Regions from separate parts of the Homo sapiens genome. Here region 1 is linked to region 2. The links are chromatin contacts, found by Hi-C or POLR2A ChIA-PET in ENCODE. All regions are on one chromosome and are shown on one strand. Each heading gives the region's core, a stretch centred on a gene start or an enhancer-like site at or near the end of the contact. The rest is flanking DNA. Distances are from core to core; before and after follow the strand shown. Region 1 holds the start of AMZ2 (archaelysin family metallopeptidase 2). Region 2 has its middle 60 kb from the start of LRRC37A3.

Region 1 (6,858 bases), core at 4,241-6,740, 3.3 Mb after region 2:
AGGCGTGTGCTACCATGCCCAGCTAATTTCTGTATTTTTTAGTAGAGATGGGGTTTCACCTTGTTGGCCAGGCAGGACTCAAACCCCTGACCTCAGATGATCTGCCTGCCTCAGCTTCCCAAAGTTCTGGGATTACAGGCATGAGCCACCGTGCCCAACCAAGCACATATTTTTAAAACAAAAATAAGATTACAATGTATAGGCCAGGCAGGGTGGCTCATGCCTATAATCCCAGCACTTTGGAAGGTGGAGGCATGCAGATGTCTTGAGCCCAGGAGTTCAAAACCAAAACAAGCCTGGGCAACATGGTGAAACCCCCTCTCTACAAAAAAACACAAAACATTAGCCAGGTGTGATGGTGCATACCTGTAATCCAAGCTACCTGGGAGACTGAGGTGGGAGGATCACCTGATCCCAAGAGGTCCAGGCTGCAGTGAGCCGTGATCACACTACTGTACTCCAGCCTGGGTGAAAGAGTGAGGCTCTGTCTCAAAAAAAAAAAAAAAAAAATTACAATGTGTAAACATTTCTGTGTCACACTTTATTTCCCCTTAGCATTTCTGTAGGTCACTATTGTCTTTGAGAAATGATTTTTTTTTTTTGAGACAATCTTGCTCTGTCACCCAGGCTGGAGTGTAGTGGTGGGACCACAGCTCACTGCAACCTCCGTCTCCCGGGTTCAAGCAATTCTCCTGCCTCAGCCTCCTAAGTAGCTGGAACTACAAGCATGTGCCACCATGCCTGGCTAATTGTTGTATTTTTAGTAGAGATGAGGTTTCACCATGTTGGCCAGGCTGGTCTCAAACTCCTGACCTCAGGTAATCAGCCTGCCTTGGCCTCCCAAAGTGCTGGGATTACAGGCATGAGCCACTGTGCCCAGCTGAGAAATGATTTTAAATAGATGCTTAGTATTCTAACATATGAACATACATGTAATTTATGGTCTATGATTAATAATTTATGCTTTTCCAGTCTCCAATAGCTGGATACTTTGATTGTTTCTAATTTTCATAATTATAAATAATATTTTGGTGACTATCCTTAACCATAAGTCTGTGAGATCTCTTATTGGGTCAATAGGTATGAACATTTTAAAAGCTATTAATACTCCATGTCAGGTTGTTCACCAGAAAGATTCGACCTGTTTATACACCGTTCTGCCAGGACAATCTACCATCATTGGACATTATCATCAAAGACAACTTTTTAGTAACCATGTTAATATATCACACATTCAAAAAAAGATCAAGGTTGGGGGGAAATTCGTAAAATGGAATGCAAACAAAAATAAATGAACCTAACTATATTTCATGTTAATAACAATACTACAGTGAAGGGCAGAATTGGGAGGGGGAAGAACTAACCCAGGTAGGTAACTGGGTTTTAATATATATCTTCTGGCTATAAAGAACCTTAAATAAATACTAATTGGTAGAATTGTTTTCCTGCAGTGCTATGGATTAGGAATTCTGAAATTATTTTTAGTACATATTCTAGTACAGAGCAAATAAATAAATTGTGAATAACAGGAGCCAGGTTTCTCTCTACTGGCAAAGGACATCATACATATGGAAAAATGGAAGGCTAGAATGAATGAACTCTGTGGTGTCAGGCTGGACTGGTATTGAAAATGTCAGTATGGACTCATGTTTTAGTTGTACTGTGGCTACTTATGAACTGTGCTTGATTTTTGGGAATATACTCTGAGATATTTTGGAGTGCAGGGCATCATGTCTACAATTTACTTTTTTTTGGAGACAGTCTTGCTCTGTTGCCCAGGCTGGAGTGCAGTGATGTCATCTCAGCTCACTGCAACCTCCGCCTCCTGGGTTCAAGCAATTCTCCTGCCTCAGCCTCCCAAGTAGCTGGGATTACAGGCATGCAACACCATGACCCACTAATTTTTGTATATTTAGTAGAGACGGGGTTTCACCGTTTTGGCCTGGCTGGTCTCAAACTCCTGACCTCAAGTGATCAACCCACCTCAGCCTCCCAAAGTGCTGGGATTACAGGCATGAGCCACCTCGCCCAGCCTGTAATTTACTCTCAAATGGTTCAGGAAAACAATGTATATTTTCATATAGAGACAGAGATAAAGACACAAAAAGGATGAGAATGATAAAGAAATGAGGTAAAATGTTAAGTACTGGGGAATCTGGGTGAAGAGAATGCAGGGATTCTTTATACTACTTTTGCCACTTTTCTTTTAGCTAGAAATTATTTCAAAACAAACAGCTTGGCCAAATTAGCAGGTAAGAAAAAATTATTAGTGTTTTTTATTTTATTTCATTCATGTGTTCAGTAAAGTTGAACACATGGATGTTAATGGACCATTCGGGTTATATGGTTCATATTTTTTGCTCATTTTTATGTCATGGTGTTTATCTTTTCTGTGCTGATTTGTAAAAGCTATTTTAAAACCCTTCATCTGCCATATATGTTACATTTCTTTCCTGCTTTCTGCCACCTTCCAATTTGTTACCAACTTTCTTCTCCAACCTTGGGCCACTGGCATATACACTCATTTTAAATATCAGAACTTGTAGTGCTCTTTGAAATGCAGACAGACTATGGTTCATTCTGCAACTGCATATTAGTTAACAGGCAAAAATACCTTAGTAAGAGAAAGTGTCTTTTCCTTCTAATGTAAAAAAAAAAAAAAACCTAACCCCCCCGAAGCACTAAGGTGTTTATTTGTTTATTTTTTTGAACAGGGTCTCACTCTGTTGCCCAGGCTGAAGTGCTGTGAATCACAGCTGACTGCAGCCTCGATCTCCTAGGCTCAACCCATCCTCCCACCTCTGCCTCCCAAGTAGCTGAGACTACAGGCATGTGTCACTACACCTGGCTTTTTTTTTTTCTTTTTTCTTTTTTTTTAGAGATGGGGTCTCCCTATGTTGACCAGGCTGGTCTGGAAGTCCTAGGCTCAAGTGATTCTCCTTTCTCCTGTCTCAGCCTCCCAAAGTGCTGGGATCATAGGCATGAGACACCATGCCTGGTCAGTTATTTAAGAAAATAAATATTAGACCATGCAGAAATAATGCTATCCTAAAATTTGTGAGCAAGTACAAAGTTCATGATTTAGAAATTTAAACAGTTTAAACGCAAAATGAAGTTCTTTTTAATGAATACCAAAAAACTGACTGAAAATCTAGTGAATACCTTTTATGCTTCAGACACCTCGTATAGAGAGTCTTTACCCTCAAGCATCTCGCAGTTGAGTAAGGGTGACATGTAAGAAATAGGTTACAATCATTGTGACAAGGACAACTGCAGTATTATTATGTACACACAAGGCAATGAACAGGCAGAAGTAAAGTTTTGTCATGAGGCAGGATGAGGCTATAGAAGAGGTGACAACTAAGCTAAAGAAGCCACTCAGGATGTCAGAAGACAGCTGTTCAGTCAAAAACAGGCACAGTATCCAAAGGAACTCATTTGATCCCTAAAATTCTGTTAAGATGTGCTGTAGGTGGGGCGCGGTGGCTCACGCCTGTAATCCCTGCACTTTGGGAGGCCGAAGTAGGTGGATCACCTGAGGTCAGGAGTTCAAGACCAGCCTGGCCAACATGGTGAAACCCCGTCTCTACTAAAAATACAAAAATTGGCTAACATGACGAAACCCTGTCTCTACTAAAAATACAAAAAAAAAAAAAAAAAAAAAAATTAGCCGGGCGTGGTGGTGTGTGCCTGTAGTCCCAGCTACTCTGTAGACTGAGGCACGAGAATCGCTTGAACCCAGGAAGCATAAGTTGCAGTGAGCCGAGATCGCACCACTGCACTCCAGTCTGGATGACAGAGCGAGACTTCGTGTCAAGTAATAATAATAAAAAAAGATGTGCTGTAATTGTCTCCGTTTTACAAAAGAGGTCAAGTAGTTGACACAGGTCCCACGCTAGTGAGGGTTTTGGGATTCAAGCACAGACCACCTTCGCCCCTATGCTACACCACCTCAGGCTGTCGGGAGATAGGCGCCCAGTCAAAAGGCACATGGAAGAAAGCCCACGACTTCTCAAGCATTGAAGCAGGAGTGGCGCATCGGTATTCTCAACTTCAAACTTTGAGAACAGTCATGGTAGGAATGCATTTTATTCAAGAATGGGTTCAGGTGAGGGTGGATATGGGCACTGGGTTCAAAGGACAAATTTGGAGAATTCATGATCCAGGAGAGTGAACAAATAAGGAAGGGCTAAAGAGATCCTCGAAGTTGAAAGGTTCAGAGTTAATGTCCTCTAAGGAGAGCCAACAAGGGGTTACAAATGCTGAAGTCATCAAGAAAATGTGCCTGTCTTTCCTTGAGACTGGGAAGGAGAATTAGGATGACGAAAATCCAGAGGATGGTAAAATAGCTTGACTTCAAAATAACAGGCCGGGCGCCGTGGCTCACGCCTGTAATTCCAGCACTGTGGGAGACCGGGGTGCGGGGGGGTGGATCACCTGAGCGCAGGAGTTCGAGACCAGCCTGGGTAACAGGGTGAAAACCCGTATTAAAAAAAAAAAAGCCGGGCGCGGTGGCCCACGCCTGTAATCCCAGCACTTTGGGAGGCCAAGGCGGGCGGATCACTTGAGGTCAGGAGTTCGAGACCAGCCTGGCCAACATGGTGAAACCCCATCTCTACTAAAAATAACAAAAATTAGCCGGACGTGATAGCGGGCACCTGTAGTTCCAGCTACTGGGGAGGCTGAGGCGGGAAAATCGCTTGAACCCAGGAGGCAAAGGTTGCACTGAGCCCAGACTGTCCCACTGCACTCCAGCCTGGGCAACAGAGCAAGACTCCGTCTCCAAAAAAAAAAAAAAAAAAAAAAAAGCAAGAAAAAGAAAGAGAATGGCGAGGCCCAGAGAGACCGAAAGTCCCACCAGAGGGTACAGAGCTAGCTCAGCCCTAATGCCGGCCCCGCGGTGCCTTTCCGAGCTCACGGCCTCCCCTCAGCATCCGGGTTTCGGCCTCGGAGCGCCAGGGACGCCACGAGGACGCGCCCCACACTTGCGCTTCTGGGTTCCAGCCCCCGCGGCCCCCAACAAATAAAGAAGGGAAAGTGCTGAGGGTGACGGCCCCGGGGAGCGCTGCGGCTCTACGTCAACCTGCGGCGGCCGCCGACTCATTTGGGGCCACGCTGGTTGCATTCGTCACGCCGGCGATGCCTCTCAAACCCGCGGCCTGCCGAGGACGTTCCCACACGGGAGACCCCAGCGACGCGGGCGCATCTGTGGCTCTCGAGAACCGGGCCGCGGAGCCGCCGCGAGCGCAAGCGAGGAATCGGCGACTGCGGGGGTGGACAGCTGGGGCTTGTAGTCCCCTCGCTACCCTCTATTCTGGAAGAGGCGGGTCGCGGCCGCTGAACTCCAGCTCTGCGCCTGCCCAGGCGGCCGCACGCTCAGGGGCGTGGCATGGGTGGGTCGTGAGTTGGGCGGGGCCCACAGGGCGTGCGCGACGCAGCGGCGCGGCGCGTGGCGTAAGGGGCGTGGCGCCAGTGGGCGTGGCGTGGCGCAGTGCGAAGGGACGCGGTGCGCATGCGCGTGAGGGCTGCCGCGGGTGGGTGGTATCGAGGCCTGTCGGGTCAGGGCGGTTCGCGGGTGCTGTCAGAGCTGGGCCGGGGCCCCTAGGCAGGGTAGCCGGGTCGTAGAGGCGGGGGCCGGTCGCGGTCGGTGGAGCGGGATGAGGATGTAGGAGGGGCGGACGTGGCGGAAGCCGCGGGGTCCGCGGGGTCGGTGCCTCTAGGGAGCCAGGGAGGCCTTTCCCGAGGCTCCTGGGGAAGAAGAGGCGAAGCGAGAGTCCCTGGGGAACCCCCACTCCACTCCCAGCTGGAGACTGGGTTGTGTCTGCATGGACCAGAGCCCACAGTGCGAGTTGCTATAGGCAACCAGCCAGGGTGGCCAGCTCCTTCCCGTTTGCCCGTGATGTTCTGGTTTTGGGACCAAAGCATCCTAGGCCTCCAGCCCACTGCAGTGACCGAATTCTGCGCCCCCTGCCCATCTTCTCCCGCAGCTTCCCTAGATTAGGCTTGGGAGGCAAGAGGAGGCCTCCTGACCTTTCACACTGCCTTTTTAATATTAAGATGAAGTCACACTCCACAACTTTCTTCCAGCCAGGCCCAGACATGTCCGTCCTTGTAAGTTAAAAGCTTCCATGGGAGCCTTCCTTCCTAATCAAGGTAGGTAGACTACAGGAAGGTACATCTTGTTTTATATTTTGTCCTGTAGAAGTCAGATTTCAGCCCAGTTGTGTAGGAGTGAGGATGAGCCTATGCTTATATCAGAGCTTTGAGTACAGAGACATTTGGTCTGGAATTTTAGTCAGCCTCTTCAACCCCAGAATTTATAGGTTCAATCAGAACAGACATTAGCTTAAGTTTTCCCATCAATCGTCTATCATTAAACTGGCAAAATCTAAATAATTAGAAAATATGACAAAGATGATCCAGACAGAGATGTTCAACTTTTTCCTTAATTCAAAAAGCCTCGTGGTGGAACATCGGACCCATTCAAGAGGAAGGATGAAAGCTCTATATAGGAACACGATGTGAATGGAAGAAACCTGTCATTGTGAGGCTGGCTTTTGATTAGTCATCTGATGTCTTCCCTAATGTGACATGACTTTGAGGCCATAAACTTCAGTGGCTAAGCTGTAGTTTCTCAGCCTGCAGTTAAATTGCAGAAATGATAGGGCTTACATTAGTTTTGTTTTTATTTGATGTTGAAGATCTTTGAGTCACATTAGAAACGATGAGTATTTTTCATGTGGCACTGATGAGTTAATTCATATTATTATTTTTTGAGACAGAGTCTCTATTGCCCAGGCTGGACTGCAGTGGCACGATCACGGCCCACTGCAGCCTCGACCTCCTGGGCTCAGATGA
Region 2 (6,311 bases), core at 3,213-5,712:
TTTGTTTAAGACGGAGTCTCTCTGTCGCCCAGGCTAGAGTGCAGTGGCCCAATCTCGGCTCACTGCAACGTTTGCCTCCTGGGTTCAAGCGATTCTCCTGCCTCACCCTACCCAGTAGCTGGGACTACAGGTGCCCACTATCACGTCCGGCTAATTTTTGTATTTTTAATAGAGACGGGGTTTCACCATTTTGGCCAGGCTGGTCTCGAACTCCTGACCTCAGGTGATCCGCCCGCCTTTCCCTCCCAAAGTGCTGGAATTACAGGCGTGAGCCACCGCGTCCGGCCTCAGTTCTTTTGAAGTCATTTTACCATCCTCTGGATTTTCCTCATCCTAATTCTCCTTCCCAGTCTCCAGGAAAGACAGGCACATTTTCTTGATGACTTCAGCACTTGTAACCCCTTGTTGGCTCTCCTTAGAGGACATTAACTCTGTGTGTTTGAACCTTTCAACTTCGAGGATCTCCTCAGCCCATCCTTATTTGTTCACCCTTCTGGATCATGAAATCTCCAAATTTGTCTTTTGAACCCAGTGCCCATATCCACCCTCACCTGAACCCATTCTTGAATAAAATGCATTCCTACCATGACTGTTCTCAAAGTTTGAAGTTGAGCATACCGATGCGCCACTCCTGCTTCAATGCTTGAGAAGTCGTAGGCTTTCTTCTATGTGCCTTTTGACTGGGCGCCTATCTCCCGACAGCCTGAGGTGGTGTAGCATAGGGGCGAAGGTGGTCTGTGCTTGAATCCCAAAACCCTCACTAGCGTGGGACCTGTGCCAGTTACTTGACCTCTTTTTCATTTCTTCACTAGTTTGTAAAACGGACACAATTACAGCACATCTTTTATTGTTATTATTTGACACGAAGTCTCACTCTGTCACCCATGCTGGAGTGCAGTGGCGTGATCTTGGCTCACTGCAACCTCTGCCTCCTGGGTTCAAGCGATTCTCGTGCCTCAGTCTCCCGAGTAGCTGGGATTACAGGCACGCACCACCACGCCCGGCTAATTTTTGTATTTTTAGTAGAGACGGGGTTTCACCATGCTGGCCAGGCTGGTCTCAAACTCCTGACCTCAGGTGATCCATCTATCTCGGCCTCCGAAAGTGCAGGGATTACAGGCATGAGCCACCGCGCCCCGCCTACAGCACATCTTAGCAGAATTTTAGGGATCAAATGAGTTCCTTTGGATACTGTGCCTGTTTTTGACTGAACGGCTGTCTTCTGACATCCTGAGTGGCTTCTTTAGCTTAGTTGTCACCTCTTCTATAGCCTCATCCTGCCTCATGACAAAACTTCTCTTCTGCCTGTTCATTGCCTTGTGTGTACGTAATAATACTGCAGTTGTCCTTGTCACAATGATTGGAACCTATTTCTTACATGTCACCCTTACTCAACTGCGAGATGCTTGAGGGTAAAGACTCTCATACGGGGTGTCTGAAGCATAAAAGGTATTCACTAGATTTTCAGTCAGTTTTTTTTTTTTTTTTTTTTTTTTTTGTTGTTGTTGTTGTTGTTTTGAGACGGAATCTCACTCTGTCGCCCAGGCTGGAGTGCAGTTGCGTATCTGAGCTCACTGCAAGCTCCGCCTCCTGGGTTCAGGCCATTTTTCTGCCTCAGCCTCCCGAGTAGCTGGGACTACCAGTGCCCGCCTCCACGCCCAGCTAATTTTTTTTTTTTTGTATTTTTAGTAGAGGCGGGGTTTCACCGTGTTAGCCAGGATGGTCTCGATCTCCTGACAGTTTTTTGGTATTCATTAAAAAGAACTTCATTTTGCATTTAAACTGTTTAAATTTCTGAATCGTGAACTTTGTACTTGCTCAAAAATTTTAGGATAGCATGTTTCTGCATGGTCTAATATTTATTTTTTTAAAAAAACTTACCAGGCGTGGTGTCTCATGCCTATGATCCCAGCACTTTGGGAAGCTAAGACAGGAGGATCACTTGAGCCTAGGAGTTCCAGACCAGCCTGGTCAACATAGGGGGAGACCCCATCTCTAGAAAAAAAGCCAGGTGTAGTGACACATGCCTGTAGTCTCAGCTACTTGGGAGGCTGAAGTGGGAGGATGGATTGAGCCTGGGAGGTCGAGGCTGCAGTGAACCATGATTCACAGCACTTTAGCCTGGGCAACAGAGTGAGACCCTGTTCAAAAAAGTAAATAAATAAACACCTTAGTGCTTCAGGGGGGTTAGTTTTTTTTTTTTTTTTTCATTAGAAGGAAAAGACACTTTCTCTTACTAAGGTATTTTTGCCTGTTAACTAATATGCAGTTGCAAAATGAACCATAGGCTGTTTGCATTTCAAAGAACACTACAAGTTCTGATATTTAGAAATGAGTGTATATGCCAGTGGCCCAAGGTTGGAAAAGAAAGTTGGTAACAACATTAGAAGGTGGCAGAAATCAGGAAAGAAATGTAACATATACGGCAGATGAAGGGTTTAAAAATAGCTTTTACATATCAACACGGAAAAACACCATGACATAAAAATGAGCAAAAAATATGAACCATATAATCCGAATGGTTCATTAACATCCATGTGTTCAACTTTATTGAACACATGAATGAACTCAAAGGAAAACCACTCTAATAATGTTTTCTTACCTGCTAATTTGGCCAAAGTGTTTATTTTGAAATAATTTCAAGCTAACAGAAAAGTGGCAAAAATAGTATAAAGAATCCCTGCATTCTCTTCACCCAGATTCCCCAGTACTTAACATTTTACCTCATTTCTTTATCATTCTCTTTCTTTCTGTGTCTTTATCTCTGTCTCTCTCTATATGTAAATGTACATTGTTTCCCTGAACTGTTTGAGAGTAAATTGCAGGCCGGGGGCGGGTGCAGTGGCTCACGCCTGTAATCCCAGCACTCTGGGAAGCTGAGGTGGGTTGATCACTTGAGGTCAGGAGTTTGAGACCAGCCAGGCCAAAATGGTGAAACCCAATCTCTACTAAAAATACAAAAATTAGCAGGGTGTGGCGTTACATGCCTGTAATCCCAACTACTTGGGAGGCTGAGGCAGGAGAATCGCTTGAACCCAGGAGGCGGAGGTTGCAGTGAGCTGAGATCACGTTATTGCACTCCAGCCTGGGCAACAGAGCAAGACTGTCTCCAAAAAAAAGTAAGTTGCAGACATGATGCCCTGGACTCCTAAATACCTCATAGTATATTCCCAAAAATCAAGCACATTTTCGTAAGTAGCCACAGTACAACTAAAACATGAGTCCATACTGACATTTCCAATTCCAGTCCAGCCTGACACCACAGAGTTCATTCATTCTAGCCTTCCATTTTTCCATATGTATGATGTCCTTCATCAGTAGAGAGAAACCTGGCTCCTGTTATTCACAATTTATTTATTTATTTGCTCTGTACTAGAATATGTACTAAAAATAATTTCAGAATTCCTAATCCATAGCACTGCAGGAAAACAATTCTACCAATTAGTATGTATTTAAGGTTCTTTATAGCCAGAGGATATATATTAAAATAACTGTGTTCAAGTTACCTACCTAGGTTAGTTCCCCCTCCCAATTCTGCCCTTCAGTGTAGTATTGTTATTAACATGAAATATAGTTAGGTTCATTTATTTTTGTTTGCATTCCATTTTATGAATTTCCCCCCAACCTTGATCTTTTTTTGATTGTGTGATACATTAACATGGTTACTAAAAAGTTGTATTTGATGATAATGTCCAATGATGGTAGACTGTCCTGGCGGAGTGTATAAACAGGTCGAATCTTTCTGGTGAACAACCTGACATGGAGTATTAATAGCTTTTAAAATGTTCATACCTATTGACCCAATAAGAGATCTCACAGACTTATGGTTAAGGATAGTCAACAAAATATTATTTATAATTATGAAAATTAGAAACAATCAAAATATCCAGCTATTGGAGACTGGAAAAGCATAAATTATTAATCATAGACCATAAATTACATGTACATTCATATGTTAGAATACTAAGCATCTATTTAAAATCATTTCTCAGCTGGGCACAGTGGCTCATGCCTGTAATCCCAGCACTTTGGGAGGCCAAAACAGGCTGATCACCTGAGGTCAGGAGTTCAAGACCAGCCTGGCTAACATGGCGAAACCCGGTCTCTACTAAAAATACAACAATTAGCCAGGTGTGGTGGCACATGCTTGTAGTTCCAGCTACTCAGGCGGCTGAAGCAGGAGAATCGCTTGAACCTGGCAGAAAGAGGTTGCAGTGAGCCATGGTCACACCACTGCACTCCGGCCTGAGCGACAGAGCGAGACTATCTCAAGAAAAAAAAAAATCATTTCTCAAAGACAGTAGTGACCTAGAGAAATGCTAAGGGGAAATAAAGTGTGACACAGAAATGTTTACACGTTGTAATTTTTTTTTTTTTTTTTTTGGGACGGGGCCTTACTCTGTCACCCAGGCTGGAGTACAGTAGTGTGATTACAGCTCACTGCAGCCTGGACGTCTCAGGATCAGGTGATTCTCCCACCTCAGCCTCCCAAGTAGCTGGGATTATAGGTATGCACCATTACACTTGGCTAATGTTTTGTGTTTTTTGTAGAGAAGGGGTTTCACCATGTTGCCTAGGCTTGTTTTGGTTTTGAACTTCTGGGCTCAAGCCATCTGCATGCCTCCACCTTCCAAAGTGCTGGGATTACAGGCATGAGCCATCTTGCCTGGCCTATATGTTGTAATCTTATTTTTGTTTTAAAAAGATGTGCTTGGCCGGGCATGGTGGCTCATGACTGTAACTCCAGAACTTTGGGAAGCTGAGGCAGGCAGATCATCTGAGGTCAGGGGTTCCAGACCTGCCTGGCCAACAAGGCGAAACCCCATCTCTACTAAAAAATACAAAAATTAGCTGGGCATGGTAGCACACGCCTGAAATCCCAGCTACTCGGGAGGCTGAGCCATGAGAATCACTTGAACCAGGGTGGCGGAGGTTGCAGTGAGCCAAGATCGTGCCACTGTACTCACTCTGTGTCCAAAAAAAAAAAAAAAAGAAAGTGCTGATAAGTAATAATCTATGAATAATGAGATATTTGGTGGTTTTGATTTCTCTCTCTCCTGCTTTACTTGTTAATTTGCCTTTTCCAAACTTTCTACAATAAGTATTATTACTTTTACAGTCAGAAAGCAATTTAACAAGTCAGTAGTGTATTAATATTTAGGCATTCCTAAATATACAAATGACCCTTGGGCATAACAGCTTCTCCATGTTTTCTAGGTGGTTCTCTGCCTCTGTCTTTCTGCCTAGGCTTTCAGCTGCTCCTCAATCTATTTTTCTATGGTCTCTGAATTTTACTTACACCAACATACCACTAACTAGAGATTCATTTAGATTAACAACCAAGCCATCCTTTGTCTTCCTAATTTGTTGACTTTATTTTAAAATTACTTTATGGACCGGGTGCAGTGGCTCACGCCTGTAATCTCAGCACTTTGGGAAGCCAAGGCAAGCGGATCACTTAGGTCAGGAGTTCGAGACCAGCCTGGCCAATGTGGCAAAACCCCGTCTCTGCTAAAAAAAAAAAAAAAAAAAAACCACACAGAAGATTAGCCAAGTGTGCCAAGTGTGGTGGCACACACCTGTAGTCCCAGCTACTTGGGAGGCTGAGGCAGGAGAATCGCTTGAACCTGGGAGGCAGAGGTTGCAGTGACCTGAGATCACACCACTGCATTTCAGCTTGGATAATAGAGCAACACTTGGTCTCAAAAAATAAATAAATAATAAAATTACTATATATATGAAAATATTCCAAATATACATTTTTAAAAGCTAAGAAGTACTAAAAGCATTGTAATGAAAAGTAATAGTCCCCACCCCATAGGCCAACTTCCTAGAGGCTACTGTTCTCAACTCCTTGGCTGTTTTTTCTGGTATTTATCTCCATGTTTCTCAACAATGTGTGTATAGTGAGATTTCTTGATCTTTTGATTTTAGGTAGCATCTGTTAATTTATTGCCATGAGAGATGAGGACTTAACTCTCATACATCATACTTTCTACCTCTCATTCCTCTGGTGATTATATCACACATTTTGGTTGAATCTGGTGGTCAGTGTTTACATTATGATGATTATGCAAACATTGTGTACTACAGAGCCAAGTAGTGTACTATGACCATGCTTTCTTTCTTGTAGAACCTCTTTATTTTTGCCTAGAGTTAATCATCACTTGATTTCTATTATTTATTTTCTTTTAAAAAACTATATAACATGCATGTGCCTTATTTTTTATGATTCTCTGATTCTTTACTTTGTTTTTTAATGCTTCTCTACATGGCCCGTTTACACTAGTTACATTTTTTTTCTGGGTACC

The links. Hi-C counts contacts between places; a loop is a spot of excess contacts on that map. ChIA-PET counts read pairs that join two places held with the same protein, here RNA polymerase II (POLR2A). Pooled maps may share reads with other maps.
Region 1: a loop to region 2 is called in a pooled map, with 4 times the contacts of the local background. The contact joins the promoter of AMZ2 here to the enhancer-like site in region 2. A Hi-C loop is called at or near these places in 2 of 168 maps with a recorded cell type or tissue (GM11168 and K562) and 9 of 50 pooled maps. POLR2A ChIA-PET finds 5 or more read pairs at or near these places in 3 of 52 experiments (CD4-positive, alpha-beta memory T cell, activated CD4-positive, alpha-beta memory T cell and activated naive CD4-positive, alpha-beta T cell).

The regions. Positions count from the first base shown.
Region 1 is chr17:68,242,553-68,249,410 of GRCh38, forward strand. AMZ2 (archaelysin family metallopeptidase 2) reads left to right here and starts at 5,491. Exons shown (of 7, transcript NM_016627.5): 1 at 5,491-6,153. RefSeq lists enhancers at 4,011-4,557, 4,558-5,103 and a silencer at 5,318-5,617.
Region 2 is chr17:64,976,274-64,982,584 of GRCh38, forward strand. No RefSeq gene overlaps it. Among named protein-coding and RNA genes, the nearest start is that of LRRC37A3, 60 kb to the left of the region's middle. RefSeq lists an enhancer at 1-232. Within about 2 kb of position 4,463, at least 2 of the 41 ENCODE cell types and tissues checked have a DNase peak (open chromatin) inside an H3K27ac peak, as active enhancers do.